Linked DNA regions of Homo sapiens: region 2 is linked to region 1. Evidence: read pairs that join two places in POLR2A ChIA-PET (ENCODE). Cell type or tissue: MCF 10A. All regions are shown on one strand. Each heading gives the region's core, and the rest is flanking DNA. Links, peaks and the distances in the headings are about the cores only.

What was found. Peaks named below come from ENCODE experiments on the same cell type or tissue, not always from the same donor. Only the 100,000 strongest peaks of a DNase experiment are listed, where the experiment ranks them.
Region 2: POLR2A ChIA-PET joins it to region 1 with 5 read pairs; 2 of 35 experiments call an interaction of 5 or more read pairs at or near these places.

Annotation. Positions count from the first base shown.
Region 1 is chr14:22,836,750-22,842,854 of GRCh38, reverse strand. It overlaps MMP14 (matrix metallopeptidase 14), which reads right to left. Exons shown (of 10, transcript NM_004995.4): 1 at 5,930-6,105; 2 at 1,216-1,364; 3 at 820-942; 4 at 138-445. The coding sequence starts at 6,037. Among named protein-coding and RNA genes, the nearest start is that of MMP14, 3.2 kb to the right of the region's middle. In MCF 10A, for the core only: no CTCF peak of the experiment used is centred there; DNase peaks (open chromatin) are centred at 3,494, 4,844 and 5,534.
Region 2 is chr14:24,324,173-24,329,172 of GRCh38, reverse strand. ADCY4 (adenylate cyclase 4) reads left to right here. Exons shown (of 25, transcript NM_001198568.2): 10 at 1-112; 11 at 2,831-2,874; 12 at 3,008-3,094; 13 at 3,286-3,355; 14 at 3,699-3,796; 15 at 4,782-4,866; 16 at 4,974-5,000. Among named protein-coding and RNA genes, the nearest start is that of ADCY4, 8.4 kb to the left of the region's middle. In MCF 10A, for the core only: a CTCF peak has its summit at 1,102 (motif pointing left); no DNase peak of the experiment used is centred there.

The sequences.
Region 1 (6,105 bases), core at 1,106-6,105:
CTGCTTTTGTCAGAAGTTAGATCAGAAGGTCTCTGTGGTCCCTTCTAGCCCGGAGATTTTGGAAGGAGGGAGGGGAACCACCCCTACAAATGACTGTTGGCTTTTTCCAGAGTAAGTCCCAGGGATACTTGGCTCACCATTCAGATCCTCATTCCTGACAGTCCAAGGCTCGGCAGAGTCAAAGTGGGTGTCTCCTCCAATGTTGGGGCCTGGGAAGTAGGCATGGGCCAGGAAGCCGCCCTCACCATCGAAGGGCGTGCTGTCGCCATGGAAGCCCTCGGCAAAGAAGATCATGATGTCGGCCTGCTTCTCATGGCCCTCACGGATGTAGGCATAGGGCACCTCGCGGAAGCGCAGTGGTGTGGCACTCTCCCACACGCGGAACGCCTTGCGAATGGCCTCGTATGTGGCATACTCGCCCACCTTGGGGGTGTAATTCTGGATGCTGAGGTCCAGCCACGTGGGGAGAGGATGGGGTGTGTTAGGATAAAGAGGGGCAACATTCTCCTTCCCTGCACTCTCCCAGGTCTGACTGCGCGGCCCAGCCACCTCTGCCTGACCCAGCTCTTCCTGCTACCTCATGCGCAACGCCTCTGTCTCAAGAACAAGGGATCCTCAGGCTCTGGCTCTCTGGCACTGGGGTGCACCCTTGATGGCTACACCTCTCTCAAGGATGAGAGCCATTTTCCTCCCCACTCCCACGGATGCTTCCCAGGAACTGAGGGGAGTGGGGCAGGGGGTCTCTGAGTCCCTGCATAAGCACAATGGGTAGGAAATAATAACCAGATGTGAGAAAGGTTGCTTGCCTGTTGGACTCACCAGAAAGTGATTTCATTATGTTGCCATTTGAGACCCTGGATGGCGTAGCGCTTCCTTCGAACATTGGCCTTGATCTCAGCCCCAAACTTGTCTGGAACACCACATCGGGGGCGCCTCATGGCCCTGGAGTGGGTTTGGGTGCGAGGATTGGGATCAGTGCAGTGTATGAAAGAGAAAGGTCTCCACGATCAGTGTTGGGTAAGACTTGCTGTGTGTCAATGTGGGGAAAGGCCAAGGTTATGAGGTCAGGGTGAATATGAGAGGGTCAGGATCAGCACGTGGGGATGAGATATGGGGGAGTGGGGTGCACAAGCCAGGCATTCAGGTAGGAACATCTCTGGCGCTGGCATTGTCAGTGGATGCTAGGCAGAACTCCTGCCAGGGTCTAGCACTTACTTCATGGTGTCTGCATCAGCTTTGCCTGTTACTTGCAAGCCGTAAAACTTCTGCATGGCAGCGATGGCCGCTGAGAGTGACTGGGGTGAGCGCTGTGTGTGGGTACGTAGGTCCCCGGGAGGCAGGTAGCCATATTGCTGTAGCCAGGCCTGTAGGGAAAGGGGTATGGCTTAGAGTGTCCCCACCTGGCCCATAGGGTGCCTCTACCTCCCCGACAATGCCCAGCATACAGCCTTGGCTTGGCAAGGAAAGGGCAGTGGGTTCCCAGCTTGGCTCCGGCAGCAGGTCTGGAGGAACTCCCAGGCTAGACCTGATCTCTGGCCCAGGCCCCTCGGGGCTATAGCTTGTCCCCTCGGGGCTATGGGCCCAAACAGGCTTTTGGCTGTAGCTCTCTTGAAAATGAGAGAGAGCCCTGGTGGTTTAATGGGGTTCTGAGATGTCTTCTCAGAGCTGTGATTCCTTCTAGCACTTTTCTCCCCCATGTCAGTGTTCTTACAAATATAGCATGTTCCACCTGGGACTGGGCTATGCCCATGATGTGTGGGGAGGGGTGTTGACAGGCTGAGTGAGCTCTACTATTGGGCTTGACCTGAGGCCCTCCTGGGATGGGAGTGCCATGTCCCCAGGACCCTCACAGCTGAGATCTTTTTAGAAAGGAGGGCAGAAAAAAGAGCTAGAGCTAAGGCTGGCTGCTACGAGGGGAAACTAGGAACTTGGAATGTGGTAAGAGGTGTGATCCAGCTGAAGCCAGGATCCTGCCGCTGTCCTTATCCAAGCAGCATCTGACCTATGGCTTGGAACCTAAAGGCCTATTTAAGATTCTCAGCAGTGGCCGGGCGCGGTGGCTCACACCTGTAATCCCAGCACTTTGGGAGGCCGAGGCAGGCTGATCACGAGGTCAGGAGATCGAGACCATCCTGGCTAACACGGTGAAACCCTGTCTCTACTAAAAATACAAAAAATATTAGCCGGGCACGGTGGCGGGCGCTTGTAGTCCCAGCTACTCAGGAGGCTGAGGCAGAAGAATGGTGTGAACGCAGGAGGCGGAGCTTGCAGCGAGCTGAGATTGCGCCACTGCACTCCAGCCTGGGAGACAAAGCAAGACTCCGTCTCAAAAAAAAAAAAAAGATTCTCAACAGAGGAAGTGGGACATAGGGGTGGAGGAGGAGACTTGGTGACTGTATTTTATTTCAGGTATGTTGTGAATTGGTCATAATATAAAGGCTGGCATATTGCCTTAAATTAAATTAATGTTAGGTTTTTGGTGTTTGATTAAAAGGTACACACACTGCAAAGCCCTGTTGAGGAGAAAGTCAGCCTTTATTGTAAGAACAATGGAGTATTTTCTTAAAGCCTCAAAGTAAAACAAGCCAGGCTGGGCGTGGTGGCTGACGCCTGTAATCCCGACAGTTTGGGAGGCCAAGGCGGGCAGATCACCTGAGGTCAGGAGTTCGAGACCAGCCTAGCCAACAGGGTGAAACCCTGTCTCTACTAAAAATACAAAAATTAGCTGCACGTGGTGGTGGGCACCTGTAATCCCAGCTACTCAGGAAGCTGTGGTAGGAGAATTGCTGAACCTGGGAGGCCAAGGTTGCAGTTAGCCAAGATCCCGCCACTGCACTCAGCCTGGGTGACAGAGCGAGACTCTGTCTCAAAAAAAAAAAAAAAAAAAAAAAAGTAAAACAAGCCAAGTTATATATGAAATATGAAGATGCTTGGATTCTTTTATGGGGAGAAGACACCACCCAGATAGCTCTAGTCCCTGCTCCAGCTTTGCTTTCTTAGGGAGTTCAGGAAGCGGCTGTAGGTTGCCCAGGATGGGATCTTGGAGGGGAGATGGGGGAGGCTGCTGTTGGGTGCTGTATCTCCTAGCCAAGGTCATCAGGATTGGATTGCCACATGGTCCTTCACCTCTGGGCTCAGGTCCTGGTGATGGGGCAGTAGTCTTGCATGGGGACTGGGGGTGACTCAAGAGCAGCTGACTGGGGACCTGAGCCCACAGGGGCAAGAATTGCAACATGGTTCTGGGAAGTGATCCCCCCCCAAGGCTGATGCGAGCTAGAACCCGAGATGTAAACAACCCAGCCTTTTCCCAGCCAACAGTCTTGGCTAGAACAACCCTAGCACCACCTAGCTCTGAGGCTCTGAGAGCCCCTCCTCAGGGGTAGAGGAAGGAGTGACATTTAACCTTTGGTATACCAGAGGGAGCCAAGCAGTCCACACCAGTCCGGGGCTGCTCTCAGGGAGCTGCAGGCTTGCCCTGACCTGTTCTGGCTGATGCCACAGCCAGTGCCTGGGGAGGCCTGCTGTGGCCTGTGCCTAACTATGCAGGAAATGTCTTTTGCCCCTAGCATACCTGCAGGATAAACACACCCCGGGCTTATGACCCTTGGTTGAGGAGCAGCTGCTTCAGGACTTGGGGAAGGATGGGACTGGTCTACTGACGCTGGAAGGCAGGAGGACTGAGGCCAGGCCCCGTCAACCCTCAGAGAGCAAAGCTGAGAGAATTTGCCTAGAGCAGAACGACAGAAGGAAGATGGGGAGAAGACAGAACGACAGAAGGAAGACGGGACAGAAGAGATGGGGAGAATCCACATCCAGGAGCTCTGGGGGAAATCCCCTCTGGAGTCGTTCAAGAAGCTAGGGGGGTCTAAATATTCACACCTACAACCTCCACCCCATACCCTCGGGAGAAAAATGAAGGCTCAGTCAAATGAAGGACTTCCCTGGAGTCAAGAGAGCCGCAAGGCCTGGAAAGGAAGTGCCCCCATCCCTCTCCTCCCCCCAGGCCTAGGCAAGTTTCTCTCCTCACAGAGACTATGAGGTCGAAACCACAGAAGAGAGGACTCTTGTGTCTGCGGCTGGGTGGGAGGAAGGGCCCAGCGCCAGACAGGCCATGGGGAGGAGAGGGCTGTCCTGGAGCTGGTGCAGGACTCTGGAGGCCTGGTAGGAGGGACCCAGCTGCATGAGGCCTGCACCACCCCAGCTTTCCCTCCACATTGGCCTGGAGAAAAAAGCAACTATGTTGGGTCAAAGAACCCAGTCGGCTGGCTTTGTCTTTGCGAATGAGAGAGATGCAAGGTATCCCCTAGGAGAAAGTCAACGGAACACCTCCCACCTTGGCTTAGGGGTCCAGGGGAGGGTGGGGGGACCTCCAGCTCTGCAGTAGGCCCTGGATCCTAGCCTCTGGGGCTGCTCCTCCCTCCCTTCCTGGGCCCAGAAGCAAATGGTGGTTCTGGCACTGGGACCGCCCATGACCCAATTAAAACGGAGCCAGGGCAGCCGCCCCTCCCCTGGGGGACCCAGCAAAGCAGGGGAGGGAAAAAAGGTAAGGCAGTGAAGTTGGCGGTCGGCAGCTCCCCAGATGCTCAGGCTCGTTTTGTTAGGGGCGCTCCCTTTCAGGTCTCAGAGGACTCTAGGCCTGGGAAGAGGACGACTCCTCCCGGACAGTCAGGCTCAGCCTCCAGCACCAGGGCAGGTTTTTACTCTCCCTGGTCTCTGAGCACTCCACGTTTCGTCTTCCACCCCGATTCCTGGGGCCATACTTTTCCAGTCGGCCCCAGACCCTTTCAGGGACGCAGAGAGAAGACAGTATTCTTTCCAAAGAGTTTTCTCCGGGGTGGGACCAAGGAGGAGAAGCCAAACCCATATCCCATCCCCCTTCTAGGGCCCTTCCTGGCCCCTCCCAACCGCACCCAGGCCCTTGCCAGGCTGAGTGGGTTGAGATGGCCCAAAATAAGAAGCTCATTAAATCCGTCTCCCACCTTCACCCCAAAATAAGAGAGAGAGAGGAAAAACCTCCTCAGACAACTCCCACGCAGCTTCCTCTGGGGCCCGGTGGGCCACCGTCTGGGCCGGGGTGAGGGTGGGGGGCGCCCGAGCCAGCCCCGACGTGAGGGCACCCCGGACCAGACCCTCTCCCCATTCCCCAAGCGACGCCCCCAGGCTCCCTGCAATTAACACAGAAAAACTATTAACAACAAAAAGGGCCTGAAGGCGCCGACGCGGGTGGGGATAGGGGGAGGCAGCGACCCGGCCGATCGCCCGGCTCACAAGGAGAGCTTTGTGTGTACGGAAACGCGGCCAGCGCGCCGGCGCTGCGACCCTCGACGCCAGGGATGCGGGTAGGGACACAGCGGGGTCCTCTCGGGGAGACGGGGGCTGTGGCCCTGGACGCTCGGCCGTCCACCCTCGACCCCCACCTGGCCGCAGACTCGTCCGCTGAAGGCCTGGGCCACCCGGGGAGGCCGAAGCGCCCATCGGAGGGCGCGCCGGCGGGAGAGCGCTGGAGAGCTGGGAAGTCGAAGAAACAACAAACTCTCGCGCATGACGAGGAGCCGGGACAGCGCGGGGTTTGAGCGGAGTCCAAATGTTTATCAGGCGGTTCCAGAGCTGAGAGCAGAGCCCAAGGGAATCGGGGAAGGGGGAGTTCGCCCCAGTTGTAAAGTTCTTCCAAGGACTGGGAAAAAAGAAGGAATGGGAAGGAGAGTCGGCGGCGCAGGGGGTGGGGGCAGCTGGTTGGAAGCGGGCAAAAGTTGGATCGATCTGGAAGTTTGGAGACGAAGAGGAAAAAGAAAGGGAGGGGGAATCCTGCAGGCCTGAGCAGCGGAGATCCCAAAAGCCCTCCTCTCCGAATAGAGGCTGTCCCCTAGGAGACCCCCGGGCTCGCCTCCCGGCGGGCGCGACTCCGGGAAGGGCCGGGAAGCTCACTTACTTCGGGGCTGAAGCTGCTGCTTTGGGCCGAGCCGAGGGAGGCGAGCGCGGTGCCGAGCGTGAGCAGGGGGAGCAGGAGACAACGGGGGGGTCTTGGGGCGGGAGACATGGTCCGAGACCACCGGGTCAGCCGGGCAGTGTGGGCTCCGCGGCCGGGCCCACGCCCTGGGGTCGCAC
Region 2 (5,000 bases), core at 1-5,000, 1.5 Mb before region 1:
GATGCGTCCATCACTGCTGATGACCCGTTACCTGGAGTCCTGGGGCGCAGCCAAGCCTTTTGCCCACCTGAGCCACGGAGACAGCCCTGTGTCCACCTCCACCCCTCTCCCGGTATGTGCACCTTCATCCTGAGCCCCAGAGCTTAGTTAAATCCACCCCCAGTATCCTCAGGCCCCACTGGCAGCCTTCCCTGCCCCCACCACCAGTGAGCCACTTAATGATTTGTGACATCCCAAAGTCCCGAACTGTCTTGTCACCCCAGTCACTGGTTCAGGCCCTTCCTTGCCCCTCCTTCTAGAGAAAGAGCCCTCCAGCTCACCTCAGAGAAGATACAAGATCCCTACAGACACCATTGTAGGGACCAGCCCCACAGGGTCGGTGGGTCTCTCCCTGTGTGCGACGACGAGAGAGTGTAGAAATAAAGACACAAGACAAAGAGATAAGAGAAAAGGCAGCTGGGCCCGGGGGACCACTACCACCAATGCGCGGAGACCGGTAGTGGCCCCGAATGTCGGGCTGCGCTGTTATTTATTGGATACAAGGCAGAAGGGGCAAGGTAAAGAATGTGAGTCACCTCCAATGATAGGTAAGGTCATGTGGGTCACATATCCACTGGACAGGGGGCCCTTCCCTGCCTGGCAGCCGAGGCAGAGAGGGAGAGGAGACAAAGAGAAAGACAGCTTACACCATTATTTCTGCATATCAGGGACTATTAGTATTTTCACTAATTTACTACTGCTATCTGGAAGGCAGAGCCAGGTGTACAGGATGGAACATGAAGGTGGACTAGGAGCGTGACCACTGAAGCACAGCATCACAGGGAGACGGTTAGGCCTCCGGATAACTGTGGGTGAGCCTGACTGATGTCAGGGCCTCCACAAGAGGTGGAGGAGCAGAGTCTTCTCTAAACTCCCCCAGGGAAAGGGAGACCCCCCCCCCCACCCCGCTTTCCCGGTCTGCTAAGTAGCTGGTGTTGTTTCTTGACACCTTTTGCTACCGCTGGACCATGATCCGCTTGGTGACGGGCGTCTTCCCAGATGCTGGCGTCACCGCTAGACCAAGGAGCCCTCTGGTGGCCCTGTCCAGGCATAACAGAAGGCTCGCACTCCTGTCTTCTGGTCACTTCTCACTATGTCCCCTCAGCTCCTATCTCTGTATGGCCTGGTTTTTCCTAGGCTATGATTATTGAGTGAGGATTATCATAATATTGGAATAAAAAGTAATTGCTACCCACTAATGATTAATGATACTCATATATAATCATATCTAAGATCTATATCTGGTATAACAATTCTTGTTTTATATTTTATTATACTGGAACTGCTCGTGTCCTCTGTCTCTTGCCTCGGTGCCTGGGTGGCTTGCCACCCACACACCATGTCCATAACTCCCCAGCCTCTACTCAGGAGAGTGCCTTCCCCTGACACCACAAAGGCAGTTGGACCCCCCACTTCCTCCTGTCTCTGATTCTAGGGCTGTGCACCCATAGCACCAGGAAATGTCTCTGTTTAACTCAATTCCTGAAACTGCATGCTCTCTTCTTCAACCCCCCAACACTGGGGAGTGGGGGAAGGACACTGGCAGCAGTGGTTGCAGGAAGTACTTAATTCCAAGTGTTAACATGAGGTAGGGGAGAGGTCAGAGGGTTAAGCTGGCAGGAGGAAGAGGAAGGAAGAAGCTGAGGTTCAGCTGACTGTTGCAGGATGAGACCTCCAGCATGGGTGGAGTGGTGTGTGGGGACTGCTACAAGCCCAGGGACTGTGAGATGGTGTTAGGTACAATTACATAGCAGGAATGCCTGCCGGGGCCCATGCTAGACCTCCTGCCGCTTTCCACTGGTGTGCAGGCTAGGGAGTATTAGGGTGGAAGAGCAGGACCCTTTGTTCAAGGGTGTCTCCTGAGGCAGGACCTTCACTAGCACAGAAATCCACTTAGCCCCTGAAGTTCCAGGGGCTCAGTCAAATATTAGAAATCTTGCCAGGCACGGTGGCTCACACCTGTAATCCCAGTACTTTGGGAGGATGAGGCAGATGGATAGCTTGAGGTCAGTAGTTTGAGACCAGCCCGGCCAACATGGCGAAACCCCATCTCTACTAAAAATACAAAAATCAGCCAGGCGTGGTGGTGCGTGCCTGCAATCCCAGCTACTCAGGAGGCTGAGGCAAGAGAATTGCTTGAACCTGGAAGGCGGAGGTTGCAGTGAGCTGAGATTGCACCAATGCACTCCAGCCTGGGCAACAAGAGCGAAACTCCGTTGCAAAAAAAAAAAAAAAAATCCAGCCAGGTACGGTGGCTCATGCCTATAATCCCAGCACTTTGAGAAGCCGAGGCAGGCGGATCACCTAAGGTCAGCAGTTTGAGACCAGCCTGACCAACATGGTGAAACCCCATCTCTACTAAAAATGCAAAAATTAGCTGGGCGTGGTGGCACATGCCTGTAATCCCAGCCACCTGGAAGGCTGAGGCAGGAAAATCGGTTGAACCTGGGAGGTGGAAGTTGTGGTGAGCCGAGATCATGCCATTGCACTCCAGCCTGGTGACAGAGCAAGATTCAGTCACACACACACACACACACACACACACACACACACACACACACAAAGATCCTGGGAGTCTAGAGAGTCAGGGGGAAACTTTAAGGAGATTCAAACCTCCCCTTCAAGGGCAGGTGGGATTTGGGAGACAGAGAGGTCATTAGAGGCAAAAGAAAGAGCCCAGTGAAATGCCCAAGGTCAAAGACATGTATAGAGCATGCAGTGTGGCTCATGGTCTACCTCACTGCAGGGAAAACACCCACCATGCCCACCTCCCCCTGTGCTCTCCCAACAGGAGAAGACCCTGGCTTCCTTCAGCACCCAGTGGAGCCTGGATCGGTGAGGAGGCCTCAAAGTCTTTGCCAGTGGGGCTGTCTGGATGACCCCCTCCATCCTCCCTGGGGGTCTGCTCCTGCTTTGCCCAGACGCTCTGAGGGTCTCTGTGGTGATGGACTTGGCTCTCACTGTGCAGGAGCCGTACCCCCCGGGGACTAGATGATGAACTGGACACCGGGGATGCCAAGTTCTTCCAGGTCATTGAGCAGCTCAACTCGCAGAAGTACGGAGAACAAAGAGGGCTGGGGGGGCCGCAGGCCCTGAGGTCATATGGTGGAGAAGGGATGGTGCTCCCTGAGGGGCTGGAGGGAAGACTCGCCTGACCACCCCCTCTTGCCCTCACTCTGCCCTCTTCCTGCCCTTCTGTGCCCTCTGTTCTCTGGTGCTTTCACCCACCCTCCCACCTCCCACCAGACAGTGGAAGCAGTCGAAGGACTTCAACCCACTGACACTGTACTTCAGAGAGAAGGAGATGGAGAAAGAGGTGGGCTGTGGTGTGGGTGGCACCAAACAACTTCCCAACTTTAGTTCCTTGGTGCTGGGGAGGGGTCAGCCCTTGGGTCTCCTCCCCAAGTCTGCTCAGTTTGTGATCCTAGGGGTGAGGAGCTTGTGCCTCTCTCTAAAGGAAAGTCACTCTGTAGACTGAGCTACTAGATGGTAGGGGGAGGAAGGAGGGTAACTCCTTGGAGAACTGGTAGGGTCTACATGGAACTGAACTGGAGCCTGGGCGGTGAGGCTGAGGAGCCCACCCCTTGCCTGGGAGTGATGCCTTCAAGGTGATGGGTAGCACTGGACCCTGTCTCCACCTCTGGCCCTCTCACTTTCAGTACCGACTCTCTGCAATCCCCGCCTTCAAATACTATGAAGCCTGCACCTTCCTGGTTTTTCTCTCCAACTTCATCATCCAGATGCTAGTGACAAACAGGTGAGAGTGCCCCAGGCAAAGGAGGCCCTGGCTGTCATAAGCGGATCACCTTGCCCTCATGACCCCGGGCCACACTTTCTTCCTTCACCCCTTCCCCTTAGCTTCAGGCACTTACCCACAGAGGAAACATGTGTTCTGGGGAAAATGATAATCACGGCCCTTATCTTAACCTTGTAGATCCTGTGGACTTTCTACACAGCCCTAGCATTTTCCCATGAGCATCTCTTTTGATTCTAACAACATCCCCATGAAGGCCAGTTTGTTTCCATTGAGAAACCCAAATCTGGCAGCAAATGCATGAGCTTAGAAAGTAGGCCCTCATTCCTAGTCCACTGCTAGGAGGGATGAGGACTTGTTCTTAACTCAGCCAGGTGGCCGGGTGTGATGGCTCACGCCTGTAATCCCAGCACTCTGGGAGGCTGAGGCAGGTGGATCACCTGAGGTCAGGAGTGAAAGACTAGCCTGGCCAACATGGTGAAACCCCATCTCTACTAAAAATACAAAAATTTGCTGGGTGAGATGGCAGGCGCCTGTAATCCCAGCTACTCGGGAGGCTGAGGCAGGAGAATCGCTCAAACCCGGGAGGCGGAGTTTGCAGTGAGCCAAGATCACACCACTGCACTCCAGCCAGGGCAACAGAGCGAGACTCCGCCTCAAAAAAAAAGAAAAAAAAAAAACTCAGCCAAGTTAAAGAGCTTTGGGCTAAAGGCCCAGAGATCAGTCTGCCGTAGCCTCAGCCATTCTTGTGAGCCCCCACTCCCCACCATATGGGTCCCTGTTCCACCTCGACACTGCTCTAGACCCTTAAGCCAGCCAACCCAGATCATCAGAATGCAATGTCTTCTATCAGCCGGGACCCCATCGCCAGCCAACCCAGATTCCCCAGAACCACTTCCCCTATCTCCCACCCAGCTCACACAGCACCTTCATAGCACACAGGGAGCCTGTTCTGGCACTTCAAGGCCTCGCTTTTGTCTCCCTTCAGGCCCCCAGCTCTGGCCATCACGTATAGCATCACCTTCCTCCTCTTCCTCCTCATCCTTTTTGTCTGCTTCTCAGAGGACCTGATGGTGAGGTGGGCTGAGGGGTGGAAGTGGTATGCCGGAGCCCTGGTCACAACCTGTCCTGAAGAGGGTGCCCCAGCCCCGTGGCTAAGATGCCCATGCTCCCTCCACAGAGGTGTGTCCTGAAAGGCCCCAAGATG